Regions from separate parts of the Homo sapiens genome. Here region 1 is linked to region 2. A link is a loop called in an ENCODE intact Hi-C map of the cell type or tissue named here. Cell type or tissue: dorsolateral prefrontal cortex. All regions are shown on one strand. Links, peaks and the distances in the headings refer to the core of each region. The heading gives the core; the rest is flanking DNA. Region 1 overlaps ANP32A (acidic nuclear phosphoprotein 32 family member A). Region 2 has its middle 28 kb from the start of CORO2B.

The links. Hi-C counts contacts between places; a loop is a spot of excess contacts. Peaks named below come from ENCODE experiments on the same cell type or tissue, not always from the same donor. Only the 100,000 strongest peaks of a DNase experiment are listed, where the experiment ranks them.
Region 1: a loop joins it to region 2, with 4 times the contacts of the local background. A loop is called at or near these places in 16 of 110 quality-filtered maps.

Annotation. Positions count from the first base shown.
Region 1 is chr15:68,811,662-68,818,758 of GRCh38, reverse strand. The region is part of intron 1 of ANP32A (acidic nuclear phosphoprotein 32 family member A); the gene reads left to right. Among named protein-coding and RNA genes, the nearest start is that of ANP32A, 5.7 kb to the left of the region's middle. RefSeq lists silencers at 1-22, 73-632, 843-1,162 and enhancers at 912-1,494, 1,949-1,998, 6,642-7,097. In dorsolateral prefrontal cortex, for the core only: a CTCF peak has its summit at 994; DNase peaks (open chromatin) are centred at 154, 578 and 1,088; H3K4me3 peaks cover 2,500 bases; H3K27ac peaks cover 2,500 bases.
Region 2 is chr15:68,546,744-68,554,808 of GRCh38, reverse strand. It overlaps a transcript of CORO2B not described here. Among named protein-coding and RNA genes, the nearest start is that of CORO2B, 28 kb to the left of the region's middle. RefSeq lists an enhancer at 3,662-4,163. In dorsolateral prefrontal cortex, for the core only: CTCF peaks have their summits at 3,946 and 4,147 (motif pointing left); a DNase peak (open chromatin) is centred at 4,108.

The sequences.
Region 1 (7,097 bases), core at 1-2,500, 270 kb before region 2:
CGCGGGGCCGGGGTCGCCGCGGGTGGGTGCGGGGGCGCGGCTGGCCTGGCGAACCCGACCGACGCTGCCGGCCCCCCGGGAGCAAGCAGGAAAGCGGGTCGAACCGGCTCTTTAAACTTCCACGAGTGTGTGTGTGTGTTGGGGAGGGGAGCGCACCGCGCCGTACTGGGAGCGATTTCTCACGCTTCGCCCCCTCGCCTCCCAGCCTCGCGGCCCACACGCCTGCCCCCTGCCTGGAGGCGGGGTGGGGCGCGGGTGGCGGAGGAGGGGGCACTTTCTGCACATTTGCGGGGGAGGGGGAGAAAGCTAGCGAAAGAGGGACAAAAGGGTTGGGGGAGGAGGAACTGTATTTTTTTAAACGTTCTTAAGACAAATGGCTCCCGGAGCGCGCCCCCTGCGCCCCTCCCCGCCGCGCTGCCCCTGGGCCCCCCACACACCCACCTTCGGCACCTCTCCCAACTGGGCTCCGGGAGCTGGTGGCCATGCCGCGACGCCGAAATAGGACGAGCAGCCATGTTTCCCGGGGCTCGCGCCGCACGCCCCGCCCCTCCTCCCCGGCGCGGGGCGCAGGGCTCGGAATGCGGGCTCCGGGCTCCATGTGGCGCGGGGCGCTGGCAGGCGGGCGGCGGGGGTGCAGTACGCGCGGGGCCGGCCTTGTGGCTTTCTAGGCTGGTTTTGAGTTCCAGGTGTTTTATTTATTTATTTTTATTTATTTATTTTTTTTAACGGCTAGGCCCACTCGGGGCTGAGCCCGAAGGGCGCCGAGGCGTTACTGGGGGGCAGGAGCCGCCTCCAGGGCCCTGCGCGCCTGTGGCACGACTGCCGGGCGCCGGGCTGCCATTTTGTCACCGTGGCTGTTGTCGCTGTGGGGGGCGGGGGGAGCGGAGTCTTGCGCCATCACCCCGACGGCCTCCCGCGCGGAGGAGGCAGGGGGAGCCGGCTTTGGGGACCCCCAGTTGTGCTATGAGCCCCGATGGGGGTTTCCGCCCCGCGCCAACGGCCTGAGGCTGTGCTGGAGAGTCACGGCGGCCGCGGCGCCGGGAGGACGACGATCCTCTGTGCAAATGCCCCCCCCCACGCGCTCCCTGCCTCCCCCGCCTCCTCTCCGGGGTTTCGCCGTTCCTCCTGCAGGCGCTCAGACGTAGTTAAATGTGGCCTTAAGGACTAACCGATCGCTCTGGTGTTTGCTCTTTCGGCGGAAGTGATAGAGTAAGGGGAACATTAAACATGAGGTTCTTTTGGCGGGGGTGAGGGGTGTCGCGCACGCGACTCTAGTGGCCCTGACTGAAGCCAAGGACAGCAGCCTGTTCCCCGGGAGGGAAGAGTTGTCGATCCGTTGGGGAAACGCCCTCCCGGGCTGGGCTCTCCGGGAAGGTAGGTCGAGCTCCGTGTTTCAGGTGGATGTTGCAGCGCCCTGCAGGCTAGGGGAACCCTCCTCCTCGGTCTAAACCTGCTCCTTCCCCCTTTTATTTTTGCCTGGGAGAAGGCAGCTACAATAGTAATGAGATCCTAAAGCGAAAGAGAGGGATGAAGGTTTGCTTTTGAAAAAAGTAAACCGCCTTTCTCCGGATGTTGACTTAGGAGCCAGGCAATTCGTCGCGTCGGGTCCTCCGATGCTGGCATCTCTGAGAATTTTAAAAAGCCGATATAGGTGCTGGTTAAGCACCTCACGAGCTGAACTCTGGTATCTGTGCAGAAACTAACTTTCATGGCAGTGTCCAGCAGAGGCTGCCTTGGAAGCCAGCTTTTACTTTGACCTTTGGAATACATCGCATGATGTTTTCCAGGCTGACTTACTGCCTAATTGGGTTCAAGTAGCATGATATTAACTACAGTTTATGCAAGCCAACCAGGAACTCGCAGGCAGAAAATTGAGCCTGAGTTCCCCTGTGGTCATAGTCAGTTGAGTTCTGCTGCTGATAGTAGTTTCGAGTCTGAGGGGCTCCATGATGAAGATGGGCTTAGGAATTACACAGACCTGGGTTTGAATTCCTCCTGCCACAAGGAGGTAGGATACGTTTACCTGCCCTTGTGACCTTGGGCTGGTGAGCTTAACCTACCTTTTTGAAGCTTTGTTTCTTCACCTGTAAAACGGAATAATCCTATTTAATCAGTAAATGATGACAAAATTGGTTTGATATGGCCCTCAGTATATGCTGTCTATATGACAGTTTTAGTCTCGGAGACATATCAGGGTGCTTCCAGGCATTACTTTGAGCTCCTCCATGGTTTAGGATAATAACAATATTAGCTAGTGCTTACATAGCAACCACGCTGTGTCTGGCACATTTCTTAAGTGGATTACATGTATCAACTAATTTAGTCCCCACAACAGCACTATGAGGTAGGTATTATTATTATCATCGTCATTGTGCATATGGAAATTGAGGCATACAGGGGTTATCATGTGACCAGTGAGTGGCAGAACCAGGATTCAAACTCAGCCAGTCTGCATACTCAACCTCTACACTCTACTGCCTCCTTTGAAACACCCTTTTTTTCTTAAGATACTGTAAGGAAGAGCTTTTTCTTCTCCAGCTTTGGAGTGGTGCCACCGTAGAAAGAGAATGAGTTTTCTATTATTGAAGACGCTGAAATGAAGAGTGGATAGCATCCTGGTTGGAGATATTAGAGGGCCAGGAGGTTCAGGACCAGGGGCTGTGGATTATCATTTTATGAAGCCTTGCACTGAGTTTGCTTTAGCACATCACAGTGGGTTAGGTTGAAGTGGATCTGGCCTTCAAGGTGCTGGGGGACACATTTTGAGTAAGGAGAAGACAAGCAGGAGCTGCTCAGGCAGTCTGCATCTGCAGCCAAAAAAACTCAACATAACTGGCATGTCTTTAGTATCTGGGACATAGTATGCTCATAGCACCTCATGGATCATCTCACTTAATCATCCCAGCAACTCTTTAAGGGTAGGCCAAGCAGTGCAATGCCACCCCTGTTGTGAGGATGAATCATCTGATTTTTGGAGAGGTTGAGCAACTGGTAGGTGGCACAGCCGGGTTCTCGCACTGCAAAACCACAGGCCCCTTTGGTGGACAGAGATTCCGAGGATTGGATAGTCCATTGGGTCCATGGCCCATTACCAGAATCACGTGAGAGGCATGTAAAATGCAGATTCCTGGGCTCCACCCCAATCACAGGAGTACCACAGCAATCACCAAACTATAACTGAGCTCCCAATTTTTGTACAGTCATGAGCTAAGAATTATTTGTACATATAAACGTTGCAGTCAATTTGATGGTATGGAACACTCTTTGAATCCCAATGACTTGAAATGTTATTCTCCCAAAAAATAAGAAATCCACTTGTCTCGTTAACAGATCTCGTTACAAAAAAAAAATTGTACTCAATATATTCTGAACTTTATCAATAAAAGAATTGTGGAAATGTGTTAGATTTTTCTCTTGTTATAAAAGTCCCTATGTAGTGTTCTTAATTTTGGCTCTTGATAAAGTTTACTATCTGCCCCCTTTGCAGAAGAGGTTTGCTGAAAAGGTGGTTCAGTAGATTGGAGGGTGGGCCCCAGGGATCTAGTGTTTTGCTTTGTTTAAGCAAATGGCAAGCCATATATTTGGGTGGTACTCTCAGGGTCTTTTTAAGTCCTTTTATGTGTTCTGTGCCCTGTAAGTAATTGGTGCCTAGTGGAAATCAGCCTCAACCCAGGAACCTCCATAGGAAGAGAAATTATCCTTGTTACTGGTTTAGTATGAAGCACTTCTCGTCTAGAGTTCTGTATAGCCAGCTGAAATTCTTCGTTGTGTACTCAGAACATGTCAAAGCCTTCTGTGTATCTTGTAGTTGAATGGTCACTCTTAGGTTCTAGATGTCATCTCAGAGATAGAAAGAGCTTTGGGTTGCAACGGTTAGAGCTTTGAGGCTTGAACCAAAGGCGGGGCAGCTGTGCACCCAGTGGCTCACATCAGCCTTTCAGAGCCCAGATCTTTGAAAATGACAGATAATCCTGGAATCTCTAGTTTTTGGCCTGCTGCTTTTCTACCATGCGTGTTTCCTGGGGAATGAACCAGCAGCATAGTGGCTTTGAGTTTCAGAAGTTTTTCCCTCTAGCGTCTTGTGCCTGAGCTAATGAACGGAAGGAATGGTTATAAAATTGGCCAGGTCAAGGGGAGGAGGAGATAAATTCAAGGGGACAAATCCTAGTCCCCATAACAGCAGCCTGTGTTATGACAGCACACCACAGCCCCAATTCCCTCTTTCCTGCTGCTGCTGCACCACCAGCCTCTCAAGGTGGCTTACTCTAGACTTACACAGTTGGCCATCTTTCTTTTTTTTTTTCTTTCCCCATAGCAGTATGAGACTTGTTTCCTTTTTTATTTATTTATTTTATAATTTTTGTAGAGACGGGGTTTTGCCGTGTTGCCCAGGCTGGTCTCAAACTCCTGGACTCAAGTGATCTGCCCACCTTGGCATCCCAAAGCGCTGGGATTACAGGTGTGAGCCAGCGTGCCTGGCCCCCTTCTTCAATACCATTGGAAAGACATCTGCTTGAGCTTTCAGAGCTGTCCATCCCAGAGCTTGGGTCCAAATTAATTACATCACATTGAAATAAAAAACTTCCTGGAGGCTGGGTGCAGTGGCTCACGCCTGTAATCCCAGCACTTTGGGAGGCCGAGGCGGGTGGATCACGAGGTCAGGAGATCAAGACCATCCTGGCTAACACGGTGAAACCCCGTCTCTAGTAAAAATACAAAAAATTAGCCGGGCATGGTGGCGGGTGCCTGTGGTCCCAGCTATTCGGGAGGCTGAGGCAGGAGAATGCCGTGAACCCGGGAGGCAGAACTTGCAGTGAGCAGAGATCGTGCCACTGCACTCCGGCCTGGGGGACAAAGCGAGACTCCGTCTCAAAAAAAAAAAAAAAAAAACTTCCTGGAAATTGTGTAGGATACTCTTTAGACATCTCATGCCTTTGCTATTTTGGTGCAGTCACTTAGGAAAGGAGCCGGGAGCTTGTTGGTGATTGGGCCCTGGCCCAATGAACGTGGCCCAATTGTCTGGCCTGAATTCTAACTTAGTTTAAGAGGAGGCTCATAGCTCTGGTGTCTAGAGAGGCATTCCTTTAGAAATGTTTGCCACCAGCATCCCTCCTCTTTGTTTTGGCAGTCCATCCCTTACTCTAGCTAGTTCTCTGGTCTCCTAGGAACTACCCTCTCCCAGTCCCCCAGCACCACTGCCTTCAAGTAGAGAAACATGGACCTGACTCTGAATCTTCTATAGCTTTGAAATAGAATTATACAACAAATGATAAATACCCAACAATGATGTTTTCATTAAAGAGATGGAGTCTGGCAGGGACAGAGATTTGTGAAGGCATCTGTTATTCAGAACTTCTCATTTAATAAAATTTGTTGAAACTAGATGAGCAAAGCACCATGGCCCTGAGCCACCTTCTCAGACATGGAAGCAGCCTCCTTGTCTAGAACTAGTTGTCCTGATGATATACAGACTCTAAGGAAGATAAAAGTCCCTTTATTCTACCACACCAAGCCCTGTCCTGGGCCTGCTGGGCCACACCCTGCAACCCAGTGCTTTCCCTCAGATTTATTTTGTTTTAGCTCCACAGCTGCCCCCTGAATTCATTCAGCTACTGTTTCCTTTACCAAAACTTGCTCCAGGCAGCAGATCTAAAAGATCAGCTTACTTACTACTCCACTGTTATTTACTCTAATGTGGATTAAAGTCAGCACTGTTTTTCCCAGAGGTATTTACATTTGGAGATTCTGGTTTGGTGAGGAAATTACCAGAGAACTATTAAAGACTTGGATGCTCTTCTCGGCTTTGCTATTAAGTAAGTTGGACAAGTTGTTTGGCTTCTTTGAGCCTCTGTTTTCTCCATTCTGAAATTCTAAAATGGGAGTGTTGAATTAGATCAGTGGCTTTCGAACTTTCTGCTCCTAGTAGTGAGAAATACATTTTACTCCACTCCCTGGTATGTACACGCATTCCTGTGTTTTGTGAAAAACCGACACCATGCTCCTCCCTCACTACATGTAAAACACTTTTATTCATTAAAAAGAAAACTGACTGGCTTGGACCTACAAATTAGTTTCATTATTTGTTAATGTTTGAAAGCCATTAAAAGATGAATATTAAGGTTTCTTTATACTCAATACTTGTAGTTTTGTTTGGGGGAATGAGAGGATGCCCTTGGTACCTTTGTGAGGCCTCTCCACTGAGGGTCAATCATGACTTCTGTTTTAAACCAGCCCATCCCATCTTCTCCAGCTGCTCTCCTTATGTCTTGCTTCTCTCCCCTCCAACCTTCTCAGCATAAGGACTCAATCCTAGGCTCCTACCCCAGACGGGTGCCTTCCAACGTTCCTGGTGCCAGTGGCCCCCCATCAGCCATGTTCCCCCAGCCCCTTCTCCACACTCTTGTCACCCAGGGCCCCATCCTTCAGTGCATTGCACACTTTGCATGCTGGGTCAGGGAAGATTGTGGAGAGAGGACAGTGCACCTGGTTTCCCCCACATAGACTGCGTGGGGGTATGTCCTGCTTCCGCCACTTCCAACTGTGGCACTTGGGCACGCCCCTCTCAGGGCACCTTCCCTTTTTGTCTCCGCAAAATGAGGTTGTAATAGTGCCTGCCGCACTGTCTGGCACACAGTAAGCTCTCAAGAAATGTTAGCTGTTGTTGCCGTTAGAACACCATAGCTAGAATACCATACCTGGCATTCACTTAAAAAAAAAAAAAACAACTTAGGGCCAGGCGCAGTGGCTCACGCCTGTACTTCCAGCACTTTGGGAGGCCAAGACAGGCAGAGCACCTGAGGCCAGGAGTTCAAGAACAGGCTGGCCTTGTCTCTACTAAAAATACAAAAAAAAAAATCAGCCGGGTGTCGTGGCAGGTGCCTGTAATTCCAGCTACTCTGGAGGCTGAGGCAGGAGAATCGCTTGAACCTGGGAGACGGAGGTTGCAGTGTGAGCCGATATCGTGCCACTGCATTCCAGCCTGGGCAACGAGCGAAACTCGGTCTCAAAAAAACCCAACTTACATTATCCGCAGACACATTACATACAAAAGTAACCATTTTCTTTCAATGGGAAAGGAGGTTTAGAAGCTAGAGATT
Region 2 (8,065 bases), core at 3,196-5,695:
CTGGGAAGGAGCCCTGGCTCCGTCCCTTCCTAGTCATGGGACTTTGAGCAACTGACCTGACAGCTCACTTAGCCGCTCTGAGACTCAGTTTCCTCATGTATAATGAAGTGAGAACACCATCTTTTTCATAGAGTGAATGAGATTAAACCAATGATGTGGGTGAAGTGCCTGGTGCCAGCCTGGCATGTGGGGAGTGGGCAACAGATGGTGGGGCGGGGGCTGTTACTCGGCACATGAGGAGACCGAGGTTCAGCAGTCATAGGACCTCACATGGGTGCGTTTCAGGTGCCCATCTTCTGACTAGTTCTGCAAAAGGAAGGTGCCTGGGCTGGAGATCTGCCTGGGGGAGGAGGTAAAGGTCAGCTTAGACTCTGGCAGCTGGAGGTTCTCCAGGTGGGATTCCCTGCTTTCCAGGTAAACATCTCCTGGCCTCTTTGGGGTTTGCTTGGGCCCTCAGCAGAGCTTGGGTAGGAAATCTGCTCAGTATTACGTCCACCTGCTCCACGTCCCGAGGCTGGGATCCTTGGAGGGTCCTTCCACAATGGGCACCTGTGAGTCTAGTCCACTCAATTTCAGCTGCTCACCTCCCCAAATATGACCAATAGCGCCACCTACTGGCAAAGCCAAAATCTGTTATTTGGTTCCTCTCTGTCTCCCCATACTCAGGTGGTACCAGGGCCCGACAAGCCCACCTGCTGAGCCCTCCCTAAGGGGGCCCTGTCACCGCCTCTCCAACCTGTCTCTGCTGTGCTGTGCTCATCTTCCTTCTGGACTACTGCTCAGCCTCCAACATGGTCTCCCCCATCCATTCTTGCCCCTGTAATCCTTCCTCCTTTCAAAACTAGTGACCTTTCTAAGATTGCAGTTAGATTGGTTCAGCCACCCCTGCTCATAACCTTCAATGGCTCCCCATTGCTCTCAGGGACACATCCAAACTCTTCATCACGGCTTGTAAGGCCCTGCACGGTCTGGGCCCTGCCCTCGCCTCCTTCCTCTTCTCTGATAGCTTCATCTCCTCTCCCCAGCAAAATCTTCACTGTGCGGGGCACAAACGCACCAGGGGCAGTCCTGCTTATGGCCTTTGCCTAGGCTGATGCCTCTGCTCCTTTGCTGGAGTCACTCCCAGTTCTTTAAAACTCTTCTAGACATCACCTCCTCCAAGAAGCCTTCCACTTGTAACAAATGGCCACACATGTGGTGGTTTAAAATAGCACAAACTTACTCTCCTACAGTTCTGGAGGCCATAGGACTAAGATGAGTGTTATGGGGGCTAAAACCAAGGCGTTGGCATGGCTGCATTCCTCCTGGGTGGTTCGGGGGAGAATCTCATCCTTGCCTTTTTTGGCTTTGCATTCCTTGCTCTGGGCCCTTCCTTGTATCACTCCAGCCCTTCACTTCCATCATCACATCTCGCTCTCCAACCCTCCTGCCTCCCTGTTACAAAGATCTTGTGATTACTTTAGGACTACCCAGATAATCTGGGATAATCTCTCTATCTCAGGATCCTTAATTATATCTGTAGAGTTCCTTTTGCCACATCAGGTAACATGTGCAAGTTCTGGGGATTAGGACAAGGACACCTTTGCTGAGAGCATCATTCAGCCGACCACCCCTCTTTCTCCCAAACATGGATGTGGTGCCTTTCTTCTGTGCTTACATGGCCCCTGAGATTTCCTCTTTGTTGTACACATCCACATGTGTGACTGTCCTTTGACTCGTCTCACTCCCCTGCTAGTCCCAGCTGCAGGGACTGAGCTGTCCTTTGTGCCCCATGTTTCCGGGGCCTGGCGTGGTGCCTGGAATATAAGCACCATGGGCTGAATGTTTGTTGGATGAACACATGTCTGTCTCCCTGGCTTCTTCACCACCTAAAGACTGACAGCAGGAAGCGCAGCTCTGAGGCATTCTCTGCAACCACTACGTGTCCTGGTCAGGCTCCCTGCTTCCTTCCTGTCTGCTCCTGGGAGGTAGTGACCCCAGCAATCCAATAGGTTGGGAGAACTTCTTGAGGAAAGGTCTGGTGGCAGGATCAACGATGTTGAGATCAGAGGGGCTGATGCTTTGGGGTAGCTGAAGGAAGCATGCGATTCTATGATGAGGAGTGATGGAGAAGGCAGGGAAAGAGGGAGGAAAGGTCTTCATCACGGTATAGGGGCCTCCAGTGTGTGCAGGAGGCAGTCTGCAATGGGGGAGGACATGGCTCCAGCCAGCTGGTTTTAAAAAGACTGGAGACTCGTAGGCACACACTCTGCACACAGACTCCCTCTGATGGGGTTGTCACCGAGGCAACAGATAAAGCTGGTTACCCAGCAACAAGGCCCTGCCCCCCCCACCCCCCCGCGTCCTCCTATGGCCATGGCTGCCCCTTGGGAGTTTTATGCCCTTTCTAGATTGCACCAGTGTTTAGATGGAACCAGATTTCCTCTGTGTCCAAATACCAAGGATAAGCAGATGAACAGGGGTCCTTTTGTGATTCTTGTGGTCAAGGGTCATGGATGAAGCATCAGAAGAGATGGGGGCCAAGGTGTCCCAGGCTGGGAGAGCAAAACAAGAGGATGTTTTGGCCTAATTTTTCCTGGGTGCTTTAGTTTTTCCATTTGTACTAAAGTACCCCTGGAAGAATGCCAGTCTGGGATCAGGAGACCTGGTTCCAGGGCCTGAATCTGCCTCTCACTTGCTCAGCATTTTGAGCAAGCAGCTTCCCCTCCTTGGTCCTCAGTTTCCCTATCTGTGAGAGGACACTTTGGGGATGCTGATGACCAAAGCCCCTTCTGGGTTCCAGAACCTCAGGGGTAGAGAAGAAGCAGGCATCTCCGTGCTCCCTGCCAGGTCTCCCCCGGCCCCCACCCACCCATCCTTGCTGCCATGTCTGGGTCTTGATGTATGGGAGGAGAGGGGAAGGTGGGCCATCGGTTCTGGGCCTCACTTCCATGAAGAACCCCAAATAGACTTTAGATCTCATCATCAAAGAAGTTTTAAGAGTCATTGTCATGTTTTATAAGTGAAAAGTATTAATTTGTCATTATAAACATTTAAATTAAACTGCAGTTTTTGTAACTCTATTTGCCACTTTTCATTTTAAAAATAGACCTTAGTCTAAAGGATAGAAGGCGCCAGGCCTTTGTCCATCTTCAAGAGCCCTGGTTCCTGCTGCCCAGGGTCCCTCACAGGGGCTCTGGGGGTCTGGGCTGCCTTCCGTGGGAGAAGGAAATGACATAAGACCTTCAGAGGAGTAAGGTGGTTGGTTAGGGCCAGGGCTGTGGGCACAGGAGGGGCCCAAGTGTTGAGGAGATTCACTCCTCAGGAAAGAGGAGGCCGGGGAGGCCCAGCTTGGGGACAGCCTCCGGGAACAGTTGTGGTGAGCTGCGCCTCTTCACCCACAGCCCAGTGGGAACTTTGAGGCAAGGCTCTCAAAGGTGAGATGAGCTACCCTCATGCCAGGTTGGGCCTGGGCCTGCGGGGAGGACCCCTGGGGGTTGTTACCTGGACCTCCTAGTTCCCAGCCCTTTGAGAGTTAGGGGTGAGGTAGGCTGGGGGTCAGGCACTCACACAGAATGAGCCCCCGAGAGCATCCTGGCTCCGTGCCCTGTGAGCGGCCCCTCTCTCTCCATCACACCTTAGTTTCTCCCCACGGCACCCCTGTCTGCCCACTTTGGAAAGCGAGTGCTGGGAAAGGCTGAGCGAGGACCTCCATTCAGGGTCACCCAGGGGCGGTCAGCCTGGGCCCTCTTCCCCCCAGAGAGTCAGGAACCTCCTCTCCACCAAGACACACACCCAGTGTGCTGCGAAAAGCTGGTCATCCCAACCTCTCTGAGGATCCCACGCCCATCCTGGGGGTGGGTGGGGTAGCCCATAAGTGGGAGGGAGACTGGAGGTGTGGGGAGGCTCAGGTGTCCCCCTCTGGGAGGCAGGTGGGCTGCGTTCGAGTCCTGGCTCTCTCATGGCTGCAGGAACACAGTACAGCCATTTTAGTCTTGGGGTCCCCCTTTGGGAAATGAAGAGGCTGAGCCCTCCAGAGCCGCCTGCATCTCAGATGTGTTCTGGCTCCCAAGCCACCCACCTGCCTCTTGGAGAAAACCTTCCCGCAGAGCGCCTGCAGGTAGATTTGTTCTGAGACAGCACCACCTGCTGGACATTCTGGGTAGGACGCCTGTCCCTTCTAAGGTGAACCCAGAATCCCAGAACTCGGGGGCGACAGTAATAACGGTCCCTAAAAAGTACCATTGCATCTTCCATACTTTATACTTGGATCATATCATTAAATCTTTACAATCGACCATAAGAGATGGGTGCTATCGTGGTTCAATTTTATAGATGATGAAACTGAGCTTGAGAGAGGTTAAACAACTTGCCTAAATTGGTCGGGGTGTGGCTGAAATTCAGTGCAGTCATTCTGACTCCTTAGCTCCAGAGATCACTAACCAGGCCCCTGGCTTTCAGAAGGGGTCCTGAGGCCCCTGGTGAGCTACTTGCCAAAACGTCATGGCAAGTCAATGACAAAGGTGGGAAACAGACTAAATCAACTAGCTGGGGCATTACATCCCGGGGGTTCTTTTAAGCTCGTCTTTGGGGTCTGACCCACTCTGTATTTTCATGCTGGTAAGAAAGAAGCAGCTTCAAATTCGCCCCAGGCAAGCGGGTTTCTCCTTAGAGCACCCCCAGCACACCTGAGACCCCGCACGCTCCATCCACCCCTCAGCTGATTCCACCTTCCGCAGGTTTGGAAAACCTACCAAGTGTGGTTTGCAGCCCGCAGGAAGCAGGAAGCAAAGAACTTGCCAAGATTGAGAGAAGCTAAGTAACTTGCCCACGGTCACCAGCAACTTTATTTATTTATTTATTTATTTATTTATTTTATTTTATTTTTTGAGACATAGTCTTGCTCTGTTGCCCAGGCTGGAGCGCAGTGGCACAATCTCAGCTCACTGCAACCTCCATCTTCCAGGTTCAAGCAATTCTCCTGCCTCAGCCTCCCAAGTAGCCAGGATTGCAGGCACATGCCGCAATGCCCAGATAGTTGTTTTGTATTTTTAGTAGAGACAGGGTTTCACCATGTCAGCCAGGCTGCTCTCGAACTCCTGACCTCAAAGGATCTGCCCACCTCGGCCTCCCAAAGTGCTGGGATTACAGGCATGAGCCACTGTGCCCAGCCACCAGCAATTTTATGCAGCAGCTGGGAACAGAATGTAGTGACCCAGCTTCCAGCTCAGGGCTTTCCCATTCCATCCTCCCCATGGTCCCTTCACCCTGACTCACAGGGGGCCTGGGCTGGACCAGTCAGGGCTTAGCCAAGGGCCAAAGTGGGAGCAGGAGGGAAGGAGCTGGAAGTCCATGCTCAGGACAGTAGGAGGTTTTGGTACCACGAGAACAGACACATAAAAACAACCAGCCAATCCATAAAAAGACAAAAACCAACCAACCAATTAAAAAAAAACCCCAAACAATCCCAGATCATGGAAGACCCCAGTGTAAACTCCAGGAAGGAGGACTGACAAAATTGAAAAGTGCTAAAGCAAATTCTCAAAGAGCTGCACACTACATAGCAATATGGCCTGTGAGCTGCAGTTTTACTGTAAATGGCCGTTAAAACAGAAAGACCAGAGGTAATATACCAATACATGAACAGTGGTTGTTTCTGAGTAGTAGGATTGTGATTTTCTCCTCTTCTTGACAGTCTATATTTTCTAATTTTTCTGCAAAGATTCTGTATTGCTCACGTAATAAGAAAAAAATTATTTGTAGAAAGGAAGGAAGAAGAGGAGTATCTTTATGGTTTGGGAAAGAGGAGAAAGAATTTCTGAAACAAAACATAAACCAATAGGAAAAAATTTAACAAGCTAAAGATATTTGCCATATATATAATCAACAAGGGACTGTGATATGATATATAAAGAACTCCTGTCAATCGATAAGAAAAAGATATACAACTTAAGATAAAAATGGACTAAGAATATATGTATAGGTAATTTGCAGAAGAGGAAATCTAAGTCATCAATAAGCACATGAAAAGTTGTTCAACCTCACTGGTTGTACCACTTCTCATTCATCATGTTGGCAAGAATGGAAAAGTCTGAAAGTATTGAGTATCAGGAAAGATTTGGAGACATTAATACTCTCATATGCTGCTGGGAGGAGTGTAAATTAGTAAGACCGCTTTGGGGAGAAATTTGACAATAAGTAGTAAATTTGAAACTGCACATAGCAGTTTTGTTTTGAGATATATTCCTAGAGAAACTTTCATATGTACGCACAGGGAGATGTATGTGCTGTGGTGTGCTGGAACTGACTTGTACAGCTTGCAAGACTGATAGTGTTCAATTCTTCCCAACTCTGCATTTAGTGATGTCCTGTTGGCAGCTTGAAATCAGTCATGGCGGGAGTGTTTCAAGACAGCTGATGGTTAAACATTTGCCAGAACACCACTGCAAATAGGTTATTTGCAGCTTTGTTTTTAAGAGAAAAGCATTGGCTAGTCTAATGTAGACTGGCCATTAGTAGAAGAACAGGCGAACAAAATGTAGTATTCTTATTCTATAAAATAGTGTACAGAATTTAAAAGAAAAGAATTAGATGTATGTATCAACATGGATTGATTTTTTAAAACACACACACACACACATATATATATATATATTTTTAAGATGGAATCCTGCTCTGTTGCCCAGGCTGGAGTGCAGTGGCATGATCTTGGCTCACTGCAGCCTCCGCCTCCTAGGTTCCAGCAATTCTCCTGCCTCAGCCCCCCAAGTAGCTGGGATTACAGGCATGCACCACCATGCCAGGCTAATTTTTGTATTTTTAGTAGAGACAGGGTTTCACCATGTTGGCCAGGTTGGTCTCGAACTCCTGACCTCAAGTGATCCACCCGCCTCAACCTCCCAAAGTGCTAGGGCTACAGGCGTGAGCCACCACGCCCGGCCAAAAACGTACTTTTAAGCTAAGAAAGCAAGTGACTGAATGAAATAGTCCATAAGATATGACTATGTAGATTGAAAATAGTATTTAATATTTATGGAACATATGTCTGTATGTAAAGTAATTTTTAAATTGACTGGGAAGATAAATACCAAATTTGTCATGCTAATTGTCTTTGGGGAGAGGAGGGCTATAGGAAGGAGATAGAGGACTTTATCTGAGGTGTTTTATTTCTTTTATTAATTCTGTATAGGCCGGGTGCGGTGGCTCACGCCTGTAATCCCAACACTTTGGGAGACCGAGGCAGGTGGATCATGAGGTCAGGAGATTGAGACCATCCTGGCTAACACGGTAAAACCCCGTCTCTACTAAAAACACAAAAAAATTAGCATAAAAAAATTCTGCATAATGAGTAGTGCTGGCAAAATATTAACAACTATCATTGTAGATGATAGAGTTGTGCATGCCTGTGATGGTCTCTGTATTTTCTGTATTTTTAAAATAAAGGAAGCAGTGCTATAAACTTTCTTGCTCTATTTATGATTACTATAATTAGGGAGCCTATGATTATGGGTACAGGTAATTTTTACAGGGTCTTTTTATTATGAAGCATAATTCCAGAACAGTTGAGTTTCTCTATGTGATTTGCCTTTATCTTATGGACACTAAGTAAGATTATAACTAATCGGGTTGCTCTCTTTGCATTGGCTGCTAGGAAGCTCAGCTGCAGATATTTGGCCTGAAAACCTCTAGCAATTATCCTGGACCTCCTATTTGCATTTACCTCATTCTTTGTTTTACCTTCTCTTTCTTACTCTCACTTTTTATTTGCTGTGATTTCTGCATTTATTTGTTTTATAATTTACTTCATTTTGTATCATATTTAAATTTAGAAACTGCTTTGAGTCTTTTCTGGAATTAAGCTGGCCATAAATTAATTTATTTTTCAAATCCATTGGTACGTAAGATGCGATCCAACAAGAGAGGGTGAAAGTCTCCTGATTGCTCACTTAAAACATTAGCTAATATTAGAGGAGTATTCCCTCCTCTAAAGAGCCAGGAGATGGAGTGAACAGAGGGTTGCAAATACTAGCTAAGGTCAAAGTCAAGGTCAGCAGAAGAAAAGGTCATCATAAGACAAGAAGGGGGC